4 separate regions of the Homo sapiens genome follow, and regions 1, 2 and 3 are each linked to region 4. Evidence: chromatin loops called from intact Hi-C (ENCODE). Cell type or tissue: PC-3. All regions are shown on one strand.

Region 1 (5,000 bases), 61 kb before region 4:
GACAAAACAGCACAACTGTATGATATTCACAGTACTTACATGATGTACTACAGTTTTTTCGTGATAATATGAAAACCACATACGTATCATATATATGAAAAAGAACCAAAAAGGCTGTTAAACAGTTTATTTTATGTATTTTCAAAAGCAGCAATTAGAACAGAGACAAAAATTACTGAGGCCACTTTTGAATTGAATATTGCCTTATAAAATTTAAAACGCAGAACTTCATATCAAAAATATAAGGTCCTATAAGCCAGGATAAAGTGACAGCTATGTATTTTCCTTGGTTATTAGAGGGTGCATTTAAAAAATTTGTGAATAAAAACATATCAGTGCCTCCCTGCTTGCCACCTCTCTTGCCCCAATCAATACAGGAAACCATGGTGTTACAGGGACAGTGTAGCAGAATACAGGAACAACAGAATGGATTATTAAGCATTTATTAAATGCTAGATTAAGCATTTCACATATGATCTCCTTTATGTTATTTATCACAATCTTGTGAATAGGTACACCCTTATTGTTATCTTACAGACAAAGAAACACATGCTGGTAACTCGAAGAGCTGGAACCACACCCAGGACTCCTGGTCAGATTCCAAACTCGTGCACCTTATCACTGTGCTACCTGGCAGAACAGCTTGTGATCCCATTTTTGCATTAAACACATACAGACACATAGACAATATGACTAGAAGTCTAGAAAAATAAAAATGAATGTGCTAGCAGTTATATCCCTGAGTACAGCCATTACATGTTTTTCTTTTTAATCATTTATACCTTTTTTCCTTTTAAAAAACCAGAAAAAGGACATATATTCATGGTATTTTTTTGAGTGCTTATTAAATTTATAGAAAAAGGAGTGTGACTCTGGGCTTAAGGAAACATTCTGCCAAATAAAGCACTTGGAGTGGGGGAAGAACCGTCCTTTTAGTGCTATATTTCTGAGATTTTAAGTTCTTATTACCCCCTTGATACTTTCCCCAAGTCATTATGTGGTTATGAAACTTGCTGGTTGAAAACCCTAGATTCCATAGAAACTCCCTGAACTTCAATTTTGTGTGTGATTTGCCTTTTCTCCATCACAGGTGCAGTAGTTCACATTCCAGGACCACTGAACGAATTGCAAGCAGGGTGACCTTCTCCCAGCAAGTGGAGTCAATCAGTTAATGCTAATCTCCTCCAGGGCTCTGTGATGTTCCTTTATCTGAAACACTCTTAGCTGATTTCAAAATGGACTGATAGGAAAAAGTGAAAACTTGGTCAAATATCAGTAATGAGACATTTGTCTTGCTCCTAAGGGTAGGCCATCACTGTCTTGTGACTCCAAAAGTGGTTCTGCACACTGAATTTCAATTTCTCCTCAATCTGTTTTTGTTATTTAATTCTATTATCTAAATTAGTTTCTAAGCACTGAGATTGGTATTACCCAACTCTGTTTCCTCAAAAGGATCATATTTTATGTCAATATTAAAATACATGGTAAATCAAACTGCCATCCGGAAATGTTTAGTATACCTCAAGTTTCTCGGGAATATTAAGAAAGTTTTATCTTCTGAGTTTGAAACTTATATCAACTTTAATGAAATACAAGACTTTTTATCCTCAAAACTGTAGGTCACAGAATATAATTCCAGCTAATTGCTCAAATGGGGCAAGGGCTGTGGTTGTTTTGCTCATCTCTTTATACCAAGTGCCTAGCATTTGCCAGGCACACAGCAGATGCTTAATTAAATTGTGAAAAAATCAAGTTCTTTAATGTTTTGAAAGGTCAGATTATACAAATTACCAGGTATTACCTAGTATAAGCAGGTCAACTTATTCTCCCCGAGTCTAGGTAGGAAGCTCCAGCAACCTCGTTGTGTAACAATCAAGCAAACAGCATTTTTGCTGCTGAAAGGACCTTTGGTTACCAAAATATAATAGGTATTCCTAGGTGAAGGCAATGGGAAGCCTCAATAATATTCCCTCCTCCATTTAAGGTACCATATATAAATCATTAGAAAAACAAGCTAATAATGAAATTAAAAATAAATAAATAGTTCCATGGTATACTCTGAAGATCATCTATTCAGCCCAACTACTTTCACAGAAACTTCTATAATTCTGAGAAATAACTGGTCATTACATGTTATTCATAACAGCCTATTTTCTTTTTGAATTACTCACTTCAAATGACTCTCAAATTGTTCACTACTTTGGGACTCAGGGATTGGACAACAAAACAGATGGAATTTTGAAATGCTGTTTTAAACCACCAAAGGCAATTGTTCTAATAAACCCATGTTTATTACAACAATCACAGGCAGCTTCATGTTAGAAACATAGGCTTATTTCCTCCTTCTCTCCCTCCAACCATCTATTCCTAGAAACACTTCCTCAACTTTTATTGAATGGCTACAATGTGTCTGTAGGCACTGTGCCCACAAATGACTCCATCCCGGTTCCCTTTCACTTCTCTTCTGAAGATGCCAAGCAGCTTGCGTTCTAGGAGCTTCCACTGGAATGTGAAACACATTTTAAAATACACACAGGAACTGAGTCACCCATGATAACTTTGTTTCAATGGGAAGATATATTCATAATTTAATACGTTAATAACTTAATCATTTAGAATGAAATCCACTAATAACCTTGGGGCTGTCCAGTCAGATGGTGAACATCAATCAAAAGCAAATTTATTACCAAATTAACAAAACAGTTCATTTTAATACGAAAAATCAGTTTTGTTTACAGGAAGACAATGTGCCTTCATCATAATATTACATGAAAATATGTTGTAGATCACTATAAAATTCTACATACTCCTGAAATTAATTTTTTTCATTCAGATGCAAATGGAGGCAAAAATATCTTTGTTGGACATTGACAGCTGTGCAATATCTTTGAAAACTCTCCTTATTTTGCTGTTTCCCATATTAGGAGTCAGAAAATTACCTGCTCATAATCCCCTCCAGCCAGAGGGCAGGCCAGTGAGTGAAGTTCACAAGAAGCCACATGTGGAGATAGGGTGATCCTGAGCATTTGTGGTGGATACAGTGGTGGCAGTAGGCACTGCTCCTTGAAACCCAGATTCAGATTCTGGCTCCCTGGCCTTCCTAGAGACTCCATGAGTTGATATCCAATAGCTCCTAAAAAGTTGCTTTTCTGCTTACATAAGCCAGAGAAGATTCTATTGTTTGCAACCAAAAATCCTGACTGATGTTATCCTAAAACTAACAAAGACAAAGTAGCCCTCTGAAAAGGGCCCAAGACTCATAACTGTAGACTATTTCCAACTGCATACTGGATATGTAACACAGCTCAGATTCAACGTATTGAAATTATTTCCCTCTAAACTGACTCCTGTTTAGTGATTCCCACCTTCAGTCACTCAAACTGAAGAGCAGGGAGTAATTTTACTATTTGTTCTTCCCACTAGTGTGTAACCTCCATGAGGGTATGGCAGGTGGCCTTGTTTACAGACAATGGCCAGAGCCTAAGGCAGTATCTGACACATGGCTATCACTCATTTTGAATTCATCTCTACTACCACTGACACTGTTCTGGCCTTTATCCTCTTATCCTCTTTTGGCTGGGTCATTCTTTCAGTCTCTCTCCTAACTGGTCTTCCTGGCTTTCATTTCTCATCCTGCCAGGCTCTCTTCCACGCTGCTACTACTGCGATTTTTTTCAAACACTCACCTCTGATGTCATTCTTCTGCTGCTAATGCACAACAGATCCATACAGGATAAAATGCAAACATCTCAGATGGCACAGAAGGCCCTGCACCACCTGGCTCCTCCTAGTGTGCCCTTTCCCACACAAACCTACATCTGAAGCATTTCTAACTGCTTGCAGTTGCCTCACACACCATACTGTTTCACACTTCCACTGCTATTTTTAGGGTAGAACATGCAGGAATAGAGTCTGGAAATTCTTTCAGAATTACTCAAATTCTAGAATGGCACATGCAGGTACCATATAACTTGTTTATATACCCATGAAACAGAATGCTCTAAAGTTTACCTTCACTTTGTATCACGTTCTATAATAACAGGAATATTTTTATTTTTTTTGAGTTGGAGTCTTGCTCTCGCCCAGGCTGGAGTGCAGTGGCGCGATCTCGCCTCACTGCAAGCTCCGCCTCCCAGGTTCACACCATTCTCCTCCCTCAGCCTCCCAAGTAGCTGGGACTACAGGTGCCCGCTACCATGCCCGGCTAATTTTTTGTATTTTTTTAGTAGAGACGGGGTTTCACCGTGTTAGCCAGGATGGTCTCGATCTCGTGACCTCGTGATCCGCCCGCCTCAGCCTCCCAAAGTGCTAGGATTACAGGCGTGAGCCACCACGCCCGGCAATAACAGGAATATTTTTAAAAAATGTTTTACTTAAGTTGGTACCCAATTTTCTCCTGGTTCCTCTGTCTGATGTGAGCAAGCCTGCTTTAGTGGATACCAGTAGGTAAACGCTAGGAGAGGGGACAGTAGAGAACTGGATGGAGCCACATGGTAATTCTGCCATGCCATTTCCCTCACCTTCTTTCAGGTAGGGCTCATTTTATCACAAGTATACACAAGCTACTGTTACTAGTCTCTTAGCAAGACATACTGAATTAGGACAAGATCCAAGGGTTACTCCTTTCTGAAAAAGAAACAGTTCTTAGCCTGAAATCAGAATACGGTCAAATTGCAAAATTTACTGCTTTATTTAAAAAAATCAGGCTTGACACAGCGGCTCACGCCTATAATCCACCACTCTGGGAGGCTAAGGTGGGAGGATTGCTTAGCCCAGATGTTTGAGACCAGCCGGGGCAACAAAGTGAGACCCTATCTCTACAAAAAAGTTTAAAAAAAAAATTGCCGGGCATGGTGACATGTGCCTTTAGTCTCAGCTACTTGGGAGGCTGAGGTGAGAAGATTGCCTGAGCCTGAGAGCAAGGCTCAAGGCAAGCAAGGCTGCAGTGAGCTGTGATCATGCCACCACACTCCAGCCTGGGCAACAGAGTGAGACCCTGT
Region 2 (5,000 bases), 190 kb before region 4:
CTGGGCCAGGGTGGAGTCAGGTCAGCCTCGCAGCAGAGCAACCTGTTTGTGTTATTTCTGTTTATATAGGGCTTTTCTTCAAAGCACTCCACCTGTTTTTGCAAATAACTATTACAAGCCTTTTCTGCAGCAAGTCAAGAAGAGACAAGGCAAAACAATGGCAACAGATGTTCCCCAGCCTTAGAAACTGGTGAGTGGCCATGCTTGTCAGCTGATGCAGCTGACAGAGCCCAGATTAACAGCACAGGCCTCTGTGATCTGTCTTTGAGAAGTGACGTGGCACCTCACAGATGTTCAGTCCTCATTGTCCGTTGGCCCCACCAGCAGGGTATGAGACGATGAAACTCCTTATGTTTTAAAGAGTGGCCAGTGTCTGGCCTTTGTCCCTTCCAGGCTCCTCTCCCAAGAGCTCCACTGGGGACGGCTTTGTTGGTCTGGACCGTGAAGTTCAGCTGCCTCTGCTGGCCCTGCTCCAAGGATGAGCTTTGTTTCTCTGAGCTGGGTTCACACCATGTGAGTCCTGGGTCCAACTCCTAAGCCTGAGGTTTCCCAGCAGCCACCTTCAGATTGACTGCCCAGGTGACTGTTCTCAGGAACAAGCCTGCAGGGAAACATCTCAGCCACACTTGTGCCTGAGGTGGCCAAACAGCATCTAAAGGACTCAGAGGAAGACCAAGGGGTGGCCTAGGCTCCCCTGCCGAGCCCCCAGGCTCTTAGTGAGGGGTGGGAACCATGGGAGCTACCTCCATTCATCCATAAAGCCTGCTCAACAGCCCTTTCCTTTCCTGGGCCTGGTTAAGAACCTGCAGTGCCTCTCACTTTGCCTCCCAGCCAGGCCACTGGGTTCCTTCCCAGTGCCTGCCTGCTCTGTACTTGGACCAGGGCACAGCTCAACCTGAGTCTCCTACCTGGGTGGTGGCACCTATCTCAGCATATGGCCCTGCAGAATGAGGCTGAGAAGCTACCTAGTGGGCAGTCTGAATTCAACTAGTAAAGATCAGTTGAGTTCTCATGTGGACTCAAGTATTCACTTCTTTGGGCAGTTCTCAGAAAACCAGAGTCTAGACAGAGACTGGCCAGTTTTTGTTTGCCTTTGGCTAGAACCCACTAGGCTTGTACTAAATGACCATCTGGCTGCATACACATAAGGGTCAGGTAATTCCTGTAAATCCACGGTCTTCAAGCACAGAGGTGCATCAGATTCAGGCGGAGAAGACTGGGCTCCGCCTGCAGGGATTTGGGTGCTATGAGTCTGGGATGGGTTCACTGCATGTTTCTGCACCCCCACACCCCAAGGCCTTTAATTTCATAGACATAAAGAAAAGTCCTGCAGATATAAGGAAATGAGAGGTGATCTCAGTTGATGGGGGAGACAGTGGCCCATCAGCTACTAGGTTTCAGCTGAAGATCAGTACAGATCCCATGTTGCAGAGAAGAACAGAGCCAGTGAGCAGAGCTTCTCCCTGGCTTCTCCATTCTCTTCTTCACAGGAGGGGACAGGAATCCCCTCATAATTTGTCCCTATGACAGCCGAGTTGTCACCACTTGGGGAGCAAGGCAACCCCTGATGTCATCAGGTGCAACACATAGCCAAGTGAGCCCAGCGCTGGCCAGGCATTGGTTATGCACTGCACACACCCAGCTCTTTGTCTGGCTCACTCCTAGCCAGACTGCAGAGGCATTTGATAAGTGGCAGCCATTCAAAGCCAGAGGGACTCTACCCTGTTAAAGGGATGCCACTCTCAGTCCTGATGGAGACAGCGAAAGGGTGGATGTCTTTGGGAACAGCCTGCTATAGCAGGAAGCAAGCTGTGCATTTGTTAAAGGATCACATTTCGCCCTTGGGTTAACTGGCTCGGAGCAAGCAGTATCATCTCTGCTCTGGGAGGTTGTTTGCATAGGCTTTCTCCGCAGCTCTACCGGGCCATGGGCGGCCATAATATTACTGTCAGCAGTAACAGCTGGCACTTTCCAGGTACTCAGGAAACTTATTAATCCCCATTATGACTTTATCAGGTGGGCACTAAAATTACCCCCCGCCCTTTAGAGATAACTGAGGCGCAGAGAGGTTAATGACTTGTCTGAGAGCCCGTGCCAAGGGAGTATCAGCTCTGGACAGTGAACCCAGGCAGTCTTGCCTCTGGAGTTCTCCACGGCTTGGACAGGAGAACAGGGCACCAAGTGAGTCTCAAGTCTGCCAGGCCAGTGCTCAGGGACCCATCCATTGGAGGGAGTGGTGAGGTGGGTACCATTTGCCTCGTGGGATGGAGCAGCTGGTGTAGTCTGGGCACTTCAGGTCAAGGGTTTTGTGACTAATGCCACAGATATGTGATTGGGTGACTTTTTTTTTTCCTTTTCATTAAACAAATTGTAAGATTAGTGACTGGGGCATTCCATAAACGCACATCAGAGTGTTCCAGAGAGGTGTGGCTGCTAGGGCAGAGAGAGAAGGCAAACACCAGCCACCTGAAGGGCTGGGGGAACTCCAGCTTCTGCTTTCCAAAGACACAGCTTCCAAGAACAGCAAAGAGAAGCCAAACCAAGCTCCAAGGAGCATGCCCTGACAGCCGGCTGCAGATCCCGTCCAGGGTGGCTGGGCTGTTGCGGTCCTAGAGGATCTGTGGGTCCCTCTCTCCCTCAGCCAGGTGTCTGGACACCTGAGCAGCAGTCCCCCTCCAGGGTCCCTTCCCTGCCAGGCATCAGAGCCACAGGGGAGACCCACATGGAGACTGCCTGGTGCAATTGCAGCTGACAGCATCTCCATAACTCACGAGCATGCTCTCACTGTGAGGAAAGCCACCTGCCCTCTCTTCCTGTGTGTGTCCGTCCAGGAGAGCTCTCCCTTGCAGACACCTTTAGGGGAGGGAATCAATGGAATGGGACTTGTTGTTAGCAGTCACCGCCCCTGCTGGAGCCAGTGGGCATATGGGAGATGTCGGATGGTTCTGTTCAAACAAAAGAGCACAAGCTGTGGGTGGAGGCAGAGGGCAGCTAGCGAGGACAGAGGAGGCTGGCGGGTGAGAGGGTGTTTAGAGTGGCGACTGAGGCTAGCTCCCTCTTGAGGTTGGTGGTGGAGAGTGCAACTGCTCCCTCAGTGGCTGTGGCAAAGTTGGTTAGTTTTCGTAAAAACCAAGGAAGTTTGCCCACTTGTCAGGGATGCCTTTTTGTTTTGTTTTGTTACTGATGTCATAGATAAGCAGGCCCCGTCCACATGGGGCATGTCTCTATGCCTGCAATACTTTTCATTTTAGAAGATGAACATCAAGACTTGTGAAATTTTGATGAAGAGAGGGCATACTGTCGTGAGCCGGATGTGAGCCCTGGGGCCAGCCTGCACTGGCTGTTTACATTTGGGCAAGGCTGTGACAAACAGAAAGGTGCTTGGCTATGAGTCACCAGGGAGCTTCCAGAGCTCCTTGGGGAGCTTGGATCTTGTCACACTGCCTTCTCTGAGGGGCTGGGGAGAGAAGCGGAAGCCAGTGATAGGATTCAGAGCTGGAACCAGAGATAGCAGGTCAGGGCGGTAGGTTTGGTACTGAGGGGAGAAGGTTCATTTGGGACAAATTCACTGAGGCCTTGGGCAGAGTGATAGTGCATTTTTATAGGGCATCAACCCCTCACCTGTGATGGGAGGGCAGAGGTTGGCATGCAATGGCACTTATACAAGGGTAGATTCCCTCCTTTCTGGATGACTGTGAGGTGCACCTAGACTGTGGGTTATGGGAGATCCTGCCAGCCCTGGAGTGCCTGGGGCCACTGGGGCAGGGCCACAATGCTTTCCCTGTGGGCGCCCTGGGCTTGGTGACCTCCAGAGTCAATGTTAGTCAGGCCATTGTTGGGCCAGTTGTGTTTGTTAAAGCTCTTTAAAACAACATGCACAATCACAGGCCTGTCCCACAACTGGATTCATGACTCTGAAAGGGTTTCTTGTCCAGGCAGAACCCCCTAGAAGGCTGGGGGCAGGGACGGGGCCGCCCCTTGCTTTCCCCAGTCTGGCTGCCAGCCCCGCGACTGCAGCTGGCACTGGCTGTGAGGCTGGGCCTGTGAGAGGCTCCGAGCAGCGGAACAACACAGTCCTTGAAGCCCATCGAGACTCAAGTTGGCTGTGGGGGTGGAGGACAAATGGGGAATTATCCTGAGGCTTCCCTGCCCTCTGCTTTGCCAAGGGTTCATAGTGGACTTGCTGGGAGGCACAAGGGCAGGGGCTAGGAGAGTCCAGCTGTTACAAACCCAGGGGCTCCTCTGCCTAGAAACCCCTTTCTAACCAGGCCAGCACAACCAGCTGCAGACAATAGTGGCAAAGCAGCCAGCATCCCTGCTTGGGCACTCCTCACCATGCAAGGGAGGGAGGAGCTGTGCTGGGGCAGGCCCTGCTCTCCACACCTGGGCAGGCAGGGCTGGGGATATTAATATGAGTTATCTGAGTGTTTTCATGCCAAATGCTGTGCTCAGCACTGTGCTTATCTTACAAAAATTAACCCACGAGATAGACGCAGCCAGTATAGCAAGGCGGTGTCCAGGGTCGCATGGCCAGTAAGTGCAGGGCCAGGATGTGATCCCAGCTCTGTCCAACTCGCATGGGAGCTCTTCACCAAGACAGGACTTGCAGGACTCAGAAGATGGACGCACTGTGTAACTGTGAGCCCACTGCTTCACCTCTCTGAGCTGCAGGTACCTTACATGTGAAGAGGGGCTAATATGACCCCCTTCTGGGGCTGGGGTGGGGGTTAGCTAAGATGAAGTATGAAGAGTGCCTGCTCTGCTAGGCACACTGTAGGAGTTAACTTGACTCTTTGTCCTCTTCAGACCTGGAGTGCTCTCATCGAGGCCCAAGCCAGGCATGAGGGGGGTTGGAGTCACTTCCTGCTTCCCTTTCTGCCTCAGAGCATGTGACACTGTGTGTGCTTGGGTACCCATCATGTCTGTGAGGCTGGGCAGTGACCTTGACACAACCACTGCACCCCCAGCTACTCCCTTCCCTGACAGGTGGCTTCATCTTG
Region 3 (5,000 bases), 210 kb before region 4:
TGTCTTGAAGCAGGGTAGCTTTTTAAAGTAGCCATCCCAGAAGCTACACCTGACAACTTCTGCTTCATTGAGCGTACCTAGCTGAAAGGCAGGCTGAGAAATACAGACTTGGCTTCCTGGAATAAACTGAGATTCTCTTGGAAGGGTTGCCAGAGACAATGAACATGGAGGTGGGGCAGCCTGTCCTCTTTTCCACATATGTTGAGGCAGTAAAGCCTCATGGTTAACCGTGGAGCCTCTAATGCCAGATTACTTGAGTAAGCATCTGGGCTCTATCACCTACTAACTGTGTGATCAATGACAAGACACCTAACATTTCTAAGACACAGTTTCCTCATCTGTGAAATAAAGAAAGTAATCAAGACTCCCGCAAAGGCTTGTGAGAGTCTGATAATGATGTAGATGCAGAGTGCTTAGCACAGTGTTTGGCACCCAGAAAGCAGCTCAAAGTGACAGCTATTACTAGGATTCTGATTTAAAGGGCTTGGGAAGCAAAGTTTCAATAACGTTTATAACATATGATAAAAATTAAATCCCATTCAAACAAACATGTCATCCAAAAAGTATGATGGAGGGGTTCCCAAATCTGGATTGGTGACTCCTTTTAAGTGCAGTTTCCATAGGACTAAATGATTTGAGGTTCCTTGCATTCCCGTATGGGGGGTGTGAACAGTTTGAGAGACTCTCTGTGAACTTCGGGGACATGGGTCTTTCCTGACCCAATTGCTGCCAACCTGGTGAAGATGGAAGGAAAGATGCTGCCCTGACCACACTCAAGCGGGCCAGGCCACCACAGAAGCTCTGCGGCTGGACGTTCTGCTCTCAGACTTGCCCTGTACCCACTCCAGGAGTAAGCCTCTGCTGGTTCCATTTTTTTCTGAGCTTCAGACCATTCTGCTTAGATCATCAGCCTCCTTTACCTCTCTGGAAAGCTCTTTGTATCCACGTTTTGGTGGTCCTGGTTTCTCCTGGGTTCAGGGACCCACCCATTTTAGTCTGCACTTCCCAAAGTGTGTCCTTAGGAACATTAATCTCAAACACGATTCCATTATCAACTATGTGTGGGAAGCACTGTATACTCTAGTCTCACTCTGGGAAGTCAAAATGCACATTAGCATATTAAAGGATCTGAGAAGTCCTGCAAAGAAATACTATTAATCAACCCAATGTTTCCTACTTACGGACTGAGAAAGCTTGGCTTAGAGGTCAGCTTTAGGAGGGTGTGTCCTGAACATCTCAAATTTCCTATAATTCCTAGTCAAATATGCTTTTCTCTCATATGCAGTTTTCTTGTTCCTGGTGGGAGTGGGTGGGGGCAGGGAACTCCTACTGAGTCCCTCTTTTCAGCCAAGGAGATATCTAAGGTTTAAATCCCATTTGCAGATCTGAGATGATCATTATTTTCTTGAAACCAATAAATGATGCATCTTTTCTGGGTGTCTCTTATAAACTCTTCCTACTTTTTTATATTCTCTGCTTATTATAAGAAATGAGATCACGGTTATGAAAGCTGCTTTATCAACCTTTAAATGCTGTATAAATGTTAATTGTCACTGTTACAATGACTCACTCTGGTGCTCCAATCCCTTTCTCCCTGGGATGCAGCATTTACAGAATTGTAGTTTCATAATATAAAAATAATTGAAACCTACACAAATAGTAATAGCCATTTATATTACAAAAGGGTCCGTTCTGTTAGTGTAATAAGAAAATGACTGTAAAGTACATCATCAGTTCTCTGTCAAATGCAGGAAGAAAGAAGTGTAGACATCACTCCCCCTTGAATCCTGAGGTTATATCCAGACACGCAAATCCAGAAACTTCCACGCCGACACGTCCAGACACTCAGAGCTGCCTCCTGCCTGCCCTCAAACCTCCAGGGTCAGATCCTCTAGTTACCCGCAGCTCTGCAGTGGAGCTTTCTTCAGATCACTTCAAAATGGAGATAGTAAACACCAGCTGAGGCTTGATTTGCCCAAGCTCCCAAACAATGGACTCTTCCTTGTTTGTTTTGAGAAGTTTGAACTTGGCTCTGCCTTTCCTGTAGACCGCAGCAGTTTTCACAGACACAGCCATACAAATATTGTATGATTCCACTTATAGGGGGTACCCAGAATAGGCAAAGTCACAGAGACAGAAAGTAGGGTAGAGGTTACCAGAAGCTGAGGGGAAGGAAGAAGGAGGAGTTATTGTTTAATGGGCATGGAGTTTTTGTTTGGAATGATGAAAATGTACTGGAAATGGATGGGGGTGACAGTTGCACAGCACTGAATCATTCAATTAAAAAAAAAGCTAAAGGGTAAATGTTATGTTATATATATATATATTTTGCCACAATAAACCAGAGCAAACAATGACAACAATAACATATTTGATATCAATTCCCCCAAAATGGTGTCATCCCCTGGGGACAGCTCCTAATCTGTGTTGTGTGGCAGCGACATGGTCATGGGAGGGAGGGTGAAGTGGACAGGATCTCCAGTCCTGGGAGAATGAGCCCCATATGGGAAGACCCAGCCAGGAGTGCCCGTCAGGCAGCTGCAAGCATCTCCTAGCACTGAGAGCTCGCGTGGGTTTGGACATCAGCAGGAAGGCTCAGCTCATCTTTCCTAGGTACCTTTCTTACTTCTGAAGACAAACCGAAAAGTTTTTTTCTTTTGACAGAGGCTAGAAAGTGTTAGAAAGCTGTCCTGGTTGAGCAGGTCTGCTTCAGTCTAAGGACTCCGTGAGAGGTGCGTGGGATCACAGAAAGCCAACTTTGAGAAAGTAGAAGCACAGTGGAGTCTACTCAGGAAACACAGCATTTCTGGGGTCTTTCTGTTGGTGAGGGAAGGAGACAGGTTGCTTACTGGAAAGAGTTTAAGACAGCGGCCTCTAGGTGGTGCACAGACCGTGATAAATACCTGAGAAGAGGATGAGATTTTTGTCAGTGAATCAAGCTTCATGGCTCAGTTCAGAAGCAGGGGATTTTTGTAAGGATGCTACTCCCTGCCCCAGCTGAAGGCAAGCCCTAAATATGAACCTCCTGGAGTCGATTTAAAGATGGCAGAGCTTTGATCATCTTGATGACAATGGGGGGAAGGCATCACAGCTCCCTGAGGATGCCGCGGAGCCATCAGCTGTGGCCTTTCCCGCCAGGAGGGAGGTGAAGTGCGCCAATGGAAACATTCAGTGCTCGGAGAAGAAAAGGCCTATTGTTACTCCCGGGAGGGTGTCAGTGGGGGCGCTGGCTGAACGCAGTGGTGGAAGGGGTGATCTCTCAGCCGTCAGGAGAGAATGCATTCAGGCCCTCAGCTCTAGGAGTGTGTTTTTCCCCCCTCCTCTTTTCAAGCCTGTATCATCTCAGCAAGTGCCTCAAGTGAGCAGCAGACAGGACAGAGGCCAGCCACTGGGGAGGCAGGGCTGGAGGAGCAGGCAGCTCCTCTCACCCTCCCAGGGCCATTCTCATGCAACACACAACCAACACGCACACATGCAAAGCCCTGTGAGGACAGACTGACATGGCCTGGAGAGTGCGGCAATCCATTGCTGCAGAGAGTGGAGCAGGCGGCGCTCACTCTCAGTGCCCAGGTTAGTTCTGTTTTTCTCCATTACACCACAAGGGCTCAGTCACTTCACCTATGCTGAGCAGGTCTATTCATGATTCTGTGCAAACTGGGAGCACTTAGCTAGTTGGTGACATGCATTTACGGGAGGCCCTCCAAGGGCCCCATGCTTGACTCAAGGCAGTGGTGAGGTGCAGAGGAAGCAGAAACTTCTGTCTCAGGCTTCAGGAGGGTACAGTCTGGAGCTACACTACCCATTATGGTAGCCACTGGCCATATGTGGCTATTTAAATTAAAAGTAGCTAAAACAAAAAATTCAACTCCTAAGTTGAACTAGCCATGTTTCAAGTGCTCAGTAGCCACATTTGGCCAGTGGCTACCATACTGGACAGCACAAAAACCATTTCCATCCTTGCAGAAAGTTCTGCTGGACAGTATTGTGGCATTTTGGGCATCTATGGGAACGATATAAGGCCACTTACAAAGGTGGAAATTAAGAGCAAATCAATGGGGGGAAATTAAGGCTCAGACGAATTGTGTCTTCCAGCCAGTAAGTGGTCTTCTGATTTCTACTCCAGAGTTTAGAAGCATCCTGAGGATGGTCTTGACCCTAATACATGAAATGTTTGCATTTGGGGTGGGGAGTGGGGTTGAGCACTAGTGTGGTGGTGGTGGGTTAGCTATTGGAATAGATTTCAAGGTAACTAGAAGCACGCTCTCTAAGCTGTAGCCCCCCAGATATGTGAGTGATTCATTTCTGGTTTCACTTCATCTGTGGTATTCTTCCCCACCTTCTGCCTTCCTCTCTCTTACTGTATTTACTCTCTCTTACTCCCTCTTATTGTATTTACTATGTGTCAGGGGCTGGGCTAAGTGCTTTCACACATCTCATTTAATTCCCACCACCTTCTGTGAATTGGAATTGCTGCCTATCTAAGCAAGAGATCCATTTCCTCTCCCCAAATATGACTCCTGCTCTCCCCAGCCCTTGGCTGTCCCAGTAAGAGGACTGCACTCCCAGCTCCAAGGGAGGGCTTCACTGATCCAAAAGGAGTCTTTTGTGATCAACAGGCTGAGGAACACAGCTCAAGGCCAATCTCCTTGCCACAACAATTTGTTGAGAAATGAGGTGTGACTTCTTTGGGCCAATAGGAAACAAGAGGAAGTTAGCTAAGTGCTTCTGGGAAAGAAGTTTGCTTTATCTTAAAAGAGAGTTACTAGAGATGTGTCTTTCCACTGACTTCCTAGTGTATGGATATAAGACCTCATCCATTTCTGTGCTGCTCAATACATAGCAGAGAGAAGAGCCAAGAACTCGCAGAGAAAGGGTGCGGGAGGGCCTGGAAGGGGCTATGGCTGGTGCTCTGGGCTCAGTGATGCCAGCCAGTCAACCCCTTTGTTGTTTCAGCATTTAGCCTTAGGCTTTCTGGGATTGCAGCCCACAAAACACCAAAT
Region 4 (5,000 bases):
AAAGAAGAGAAATCATGGCTCATGTCAACTTTGTGATGGAAAGGCATTTCTGAAGGAATACCAGAATACAGAAATACTACATATGGATGAAATAGTAAGAGTTATTAATTCTGCCAGAATAGTTTATTAGAAGGCCATAGGCAGTGGTTAAGACCTTAATCTTGGTTTAGGCTCTTAGAATGATTTGGGGAAAATTTTTAAATGAGATATATGCCTATTAGGGTAGATGATAACTCACGATGAACACTTCACTGATGCCGCGTTGCTTTATAGGAATTTTCATAAGAAAAAGACTACAAGTTAAAACACTAAACAGTCTATAAATTGAAATGCTTTGAACTCCAATTTTTAAAGGAAAAATTAAATTTTCTTTCAAGAGCCACAGAGATTGAAATTCTAAGTATACTTTTAATTTATTATAGCTATTTTCATATTTGAAATATAATTATATAGAATATAATTGCATAGGATGTTATTTGTCTTCAAGTTTCAATAATGTGTTATTTCAATTTGCTTGCAGACTGCTTCTACTTTGTGTAACTCCTACATTATTAAGGTTTGGGTACATAAAAACTCTTAAGATTCTATAAGCTAAGAAATAGATTTGTCTTTGAACTACTGAAAATAACTTTACATTTTAAATGATCTTTCTTAGGAATGCCTGAAATAAAATAGCCATAAACCAAATTACTTTGCTGAGGTACAAGCAGATCTGATCACTTTGGGAACAATACATTCATAAAATATAAACAGATGAAGTGAGACCATATGGACACATTTTTGCAAAGTAACAAAAATGGCAATTTAGAAATTGGGAGCCCTTAAACATGAAGATAGGCACTGGATAGGCTATGTTTTGCAATAGCTACGGAATAACTTTAGGGTTATACCTGAAGGGAAAAACATGTTTCCGAAATATTTTTCTCTCCAGAAGTGATTCTAAAAAGAAAAACGATCATGCAAAGCAGAGAATTCAATGCTGAATAATCCTCTCATCCATTTAATCTCATCAACTCAGCAGTCACTCATTTCAAATTTAACAGCATAAAGTTTGCATATACAGGGGGAAATTATTCCATATATTCATAATTTAACTCTGAAAAGAATTGTAAACTGGATTATTCAACTGAAAAGGAAATTATAATTTTAAAGGTATAAAGTCATGGTTGGCTTTAAGTGTTAACAAAGAAAAATATTCTATCATTTTCAAATGTAAACGAAACAATGCTAATTCAATGGTAAAAATTAAACAAAAATATTCTATTACTTTCAAATGTAAATAAAAGCTAATGGTAATTCAGTGGTAAAAATTAAACCTAAAAATGCCTAAGTTAACAAACTTACATAAAACTGACATAATACATACTGATAGCCTGTTTAAACTAAAAGGGGGCAAAAGTACACACATTCTTGTCTCTTATGCATCAATTAATGAATATTCATAATGTGTCAATTACTCTATATTGAAGTATAAATACGGTTTGTGCCTCTGCATTCTTCTGAGAGTAGAAACTATATGAAATAGGTCAACTTTATATGTCTACTTATCCCCCTCAACCCATTCCTTGACAAAGTGCTTTGCTCAGAGTAGTCTTTAAATAAACATTTTTTAATTAATTAAAAGCAAGCTTAATCTAAGTATGGAGGCACTGTAAACATGTTTACATTTTTAGTTCATTAACTAATAAATATTTTGGGCACCTACTATGTTTTCCATGTTTGAATGTGTGATCCAGTTATGTGTGAACAGCCACATGGAGTCTGTTCAAGTTCATAGAACAGTCTTTCAAACAAACCCCTCAGTGTCAATACAACCTAAAATGATGCTTCCGATGAAATCAAAGAGAACAAATACTAAGTTATTCTGAATATATAGTTGAGGACATATAAGACTGGAAGCTTTGCTAGCAGTTCCATCTGATCATTCATCAGACTATCGGAAAATGTAGGCAGGTAGCCAAATGCATATGCTTGTTGTTAGCTACCTCTTGGCAGTCTAATTTTTTGATGTTGAGAAGGACAACTTCTTTGAGGAGTGGGCAGTACTCAAATACTGAATAAACCTGTTGGCCATACTCTGTAGTATTCTTTAATCACAGGGACGCTTGAGGTGGAGGACACCCTGCATCGTTAACAAAATGAAGGGAAATGTTAAATTCTGACCATGGTACATGCAACTTAAGAGGACTGATCTCCTGAGAGCCATTTTAGAGTTCAGAATTCTTGAATACAAGCCAAACAGTGTCACAAGGCTCTGCCATTTGTCCTCATTTTGAACCTCATTTTTATAATATTATGGAGATAAAGCTGTAAAATTTGATGATCCCTCAAAAACCACTGAGATCCAATCTTATCTTGGGTTAGATGCTGCAGTTCAGGCACTGAAAACTTCACTGTGGGTTACACGGTAACAATAACTGCCAGGATAATTCAGTTACCAATTGGAAAAATAACTAAGTTGCCAATTGGAAAAATCAGAAGTTTCAGGCATTGTACTTACAGCACAAGACTTCTAGTTAAGTGACAAACTATGCTTGTTTACAGCTGAAATAAAAATTCTCTCTTCTGCATGTGGCTGAGGTGTGTCAGAGAGGACTATTTCATTGAAAATAAGCATAGGGGCCAAACAAAAGGAAGTTACAAAGGCAGGTGTGTAACAGCTGAGTTGTTTCAGTTCCAGAGGAATAAAGTAAATAATTGTACTGGAATTTGTTCACTTCTGGGCATTTTGCCATACAGGAAGGGTGTGTAATTACTGAAGCTAAGATATCTATGTAAAAATGAAGTAACATCAATAGGACACAGTTGGGCTTCAGATTTTCTTATTTTATCTTCAAAAAATTAAGGATCTCTGGCTCTCATTTCACTCTTTGATATTTAAATATCACTTAAGTTAATAAGGACATACTGAAGATAGAATGGTTATTTTCACAAAAGCCAGAAAATATATTGAAAGTGGTATTCTCTTTAAGAGCCACACAGATGAGGAACATTGCAATTTTCACTCATCAAAGATAACAAAAGAAGCATACACTATCTAACTTGAGACCTCACCAGAGTAAAAAGAGTGCATATAAAATTAGCATATTTTACCAAATCTATTCTTTGCTTACCAGTTCATGCTATCTGGATTGGCCTCAACCTTAAATCTAGATTCTAAGCTTCTGAAATCATTAACCAAAAATATAAGAATGCGGTTTGTGGGCCAGGTGTGGTGGCTCACACCTGTAATCCCAGCACTTTGGGAGGCCAAGGTGGGCAGATCACCTGAGGTCAGGAGTTTGAGACCAGTCTGGCCAACATGGAGAAACCTCGTCTCTACTAAAAATACAAAAATTAACTGGGTGTAGTGGCAGACACCTGTAATCTCAGCTACTCTTGGGAGGCTGAGGCAGAAGAGTTGCTTGAACCCAGAAGGCGGAGGTTGCAGTGAGCCAAGATCGCACCACTGCACTCCAGCCTGGATGACAGAGCGAGAGTCTGTCTCAAAAAAAAAAAAAAAAAAAAAAAGTGGTTAGAGAGCCTGAAAAGTATGACCAAGTTCAAATAGAGATCTCAATTATTCAAGCAACTTTATGACAGAAGATGAACAACTCTAATGAATATTACATGTGCAATTCTACAAAACCAGAAATCAACTTGCAAAGATACTTGTGAAAGATACTTGCAAATCCTAGCCATGATTGGCCATATTGTTCTCTTTTAAAGAGTGTTTCTAAAACCAAGAGATCATATTGGAATCATTATAAAACTACAATGTATTCTACCACTTGATAATAATACCCTGCACATGATGCTTGGCTCACTGTTTCCTTGTGCCTGTGAGTGAGCATTCTGACCCATCTAAGTAAGTTGCAGAGGGCAGCAGCAAGGCTCTGGATAAGCAGCGAATGTCTTATCAAATTCCAATTTCTCTGCATCCAAGGGTGTGCTGTGCATTTCAATGACAAATCAATCAGTTTAATCTAAGGTTTCCACAGGAAGAGGCAGGATCCTTTGAGGGCACCACATTTTTCTTTCTTTTTTTGGAGACAGGTTCTTGCTCTGTCACCCAGGCTGGAGTGCAGTGGCATGATCACGGCTTACTGCAGCCTTGACCTCCCAGACTCAAGTGATTCTCCTGAGTAGCTGGGACCACAGGCGCACACCATCACACCTGGCCAATTTTTTGTATTTTTTGTAGAGACAGGGTTTTTGTCATGTTGCCCAGGCTGGCCTTGAACTCCTGAGCTCAAGCCATCTGCCCACCTCAGCCTCCCAAAGTGCTAGGATTACAGGCATGAACCACCATGCCCAGCGCTGTATTTATCTAGTTATTACAACTAAGAGAGTAAGCTAGGCACTAACCAGTATCAAGTTTGTCAGACATTTTTGAAAACTATTAGGAGATTCCTCCTTTCCTACATCTGTATTCATCATGGACTCCTGGATTCTTATTAGGAGTTGAGCTGAACAGTAGAATCTGCTAAAGGATGATCCTAATTACAGCCAGGTGGTGGCTGAAGTTCTGATACTTCCTGTAATTTCAGAATCACATTACTTTGTTATTCCCATGGATTGACTTTTTATTTCTCTTAAAGCATAATTCTTAACATTTCTTTAGTAGTTACCCGTATCACCTGATACACATAACACTGGTGGATATTTTGTGACATCACCAAGATAACCACATCCTTTTATTCCCTAAACTTAACTTTCGACTAAATTGGACAGACGGGAGATGAAAGTTATGACACCTATGTCATTATTTGACCATAGATATGAAATAAAATTTTATTTTGTACTATGCAAAGATTGAATTTAAATCCTTTATCAATATGGATATAGTGCAATTCAAATTGTCTTAAGAAGGTTTGGCTGAGTGACAAGTTTTCTAGGTGCTGTGAGACTCTCTTGCTCACAATGTTTCTGTGAACGTGGCTACAGGTTCTGTTATCTTAATAAAACCGCAAGTTGGTGACAAAGTAATCGACAGTAAGTATTATCTATTCATTCCCTGC

Evidence for each region. Peaks named below come from ENCODE experiments on the same cell type or tissue, not always from the same donor. Only the 100,000 strongest peaks of a DNase experiment are listed, where the experiment ranks them.
Region 1: a loop joins it to region 4, with 4 times the contacts of the local background. A loop is called at or near these places in 3 of 110 quality-filtered maps.
Region 2: a loop joins it to region 4, with 13 times the contacts of the local background. A loop is called at or near these places in 4 of 110 quality-filtered maps.
Region 3: a loop joins it to region 4, with 5 times the contacts of the local background. A loop is called at or near these places in 6 of 110 quality-filtered maps.

Annotation. Positions count from the first base shown.
Region 1 is chr2:158,597,828-158,602,827 of GRCh38, reverse strand. All of the region lies in intron 3 of PKP4 (plakophilin 4), which reads right to left. Among named protein-coding and RNA genes, the nearest start is that of PKP4-AS1, 130 kb to the left of the region's middle. In PC-3, no CTCF peak of the experiment used is centred here; a DNase peak (open chromatin) is centred at 2,447; H3K4me3 peaks cover 432 bases; H3K27ac peaks cover 1,957 bases.
Region 2 is chr2:158,722,435-158,727,434 of GRCh38, reverse strand. The region is part of intron 1 of PKP4-AS1 (PKP4 antisense RNA 1); the gene reads left to right. Among named protein-coding and RNA genes, the nearest start is that of PKP4-AS1, 10 kb to the left of the region's middle. RefSeq lists enhancers at 2,185-2,684, 3,521-4,026. In PC-3, CTCF peaks have their summits at 2,877 and 3,076 (motif pointing left); DNase peaks (open chromatin) are centred at 1,844, 2,374 and 3,364; H3K4me3 peaks cover 1,503 bases; H3K27ac peaks cover 3,697 bases.
Region 3 is chr2:158,743,691-158,748,690 of GRCh38, reverse strand. No RefSeq gene overlaps it. Among named protein-coding and RNA genes, the nearest start is that of PKP4-AS1, 11 kb to the right of the region's middle. RefSeq lists enhancers at 2,882-3,382, 3,383-3,883. In PC-3, CTCF peaks have their summits at 2,656 and 2,855 (motif pointing right); a DNase peak (open chromatin) is centred at 2,880.
Region 4 is chr2:158,537,045-158,542,044 of GRCh38, reverse strand. The region is part of intron 2 of PKP4 (plakophilin 4); the gene reads right to left. Among named protein-coding and RNA genes, the nearest start is that of PKP4, 83 kb to the right of the region's middle. In PC-3, no CTCF peak of the experiment used is centred here; a DNase peak (open chromatin) is centred at 2,714; H3K27ac peaks cover 900 bases.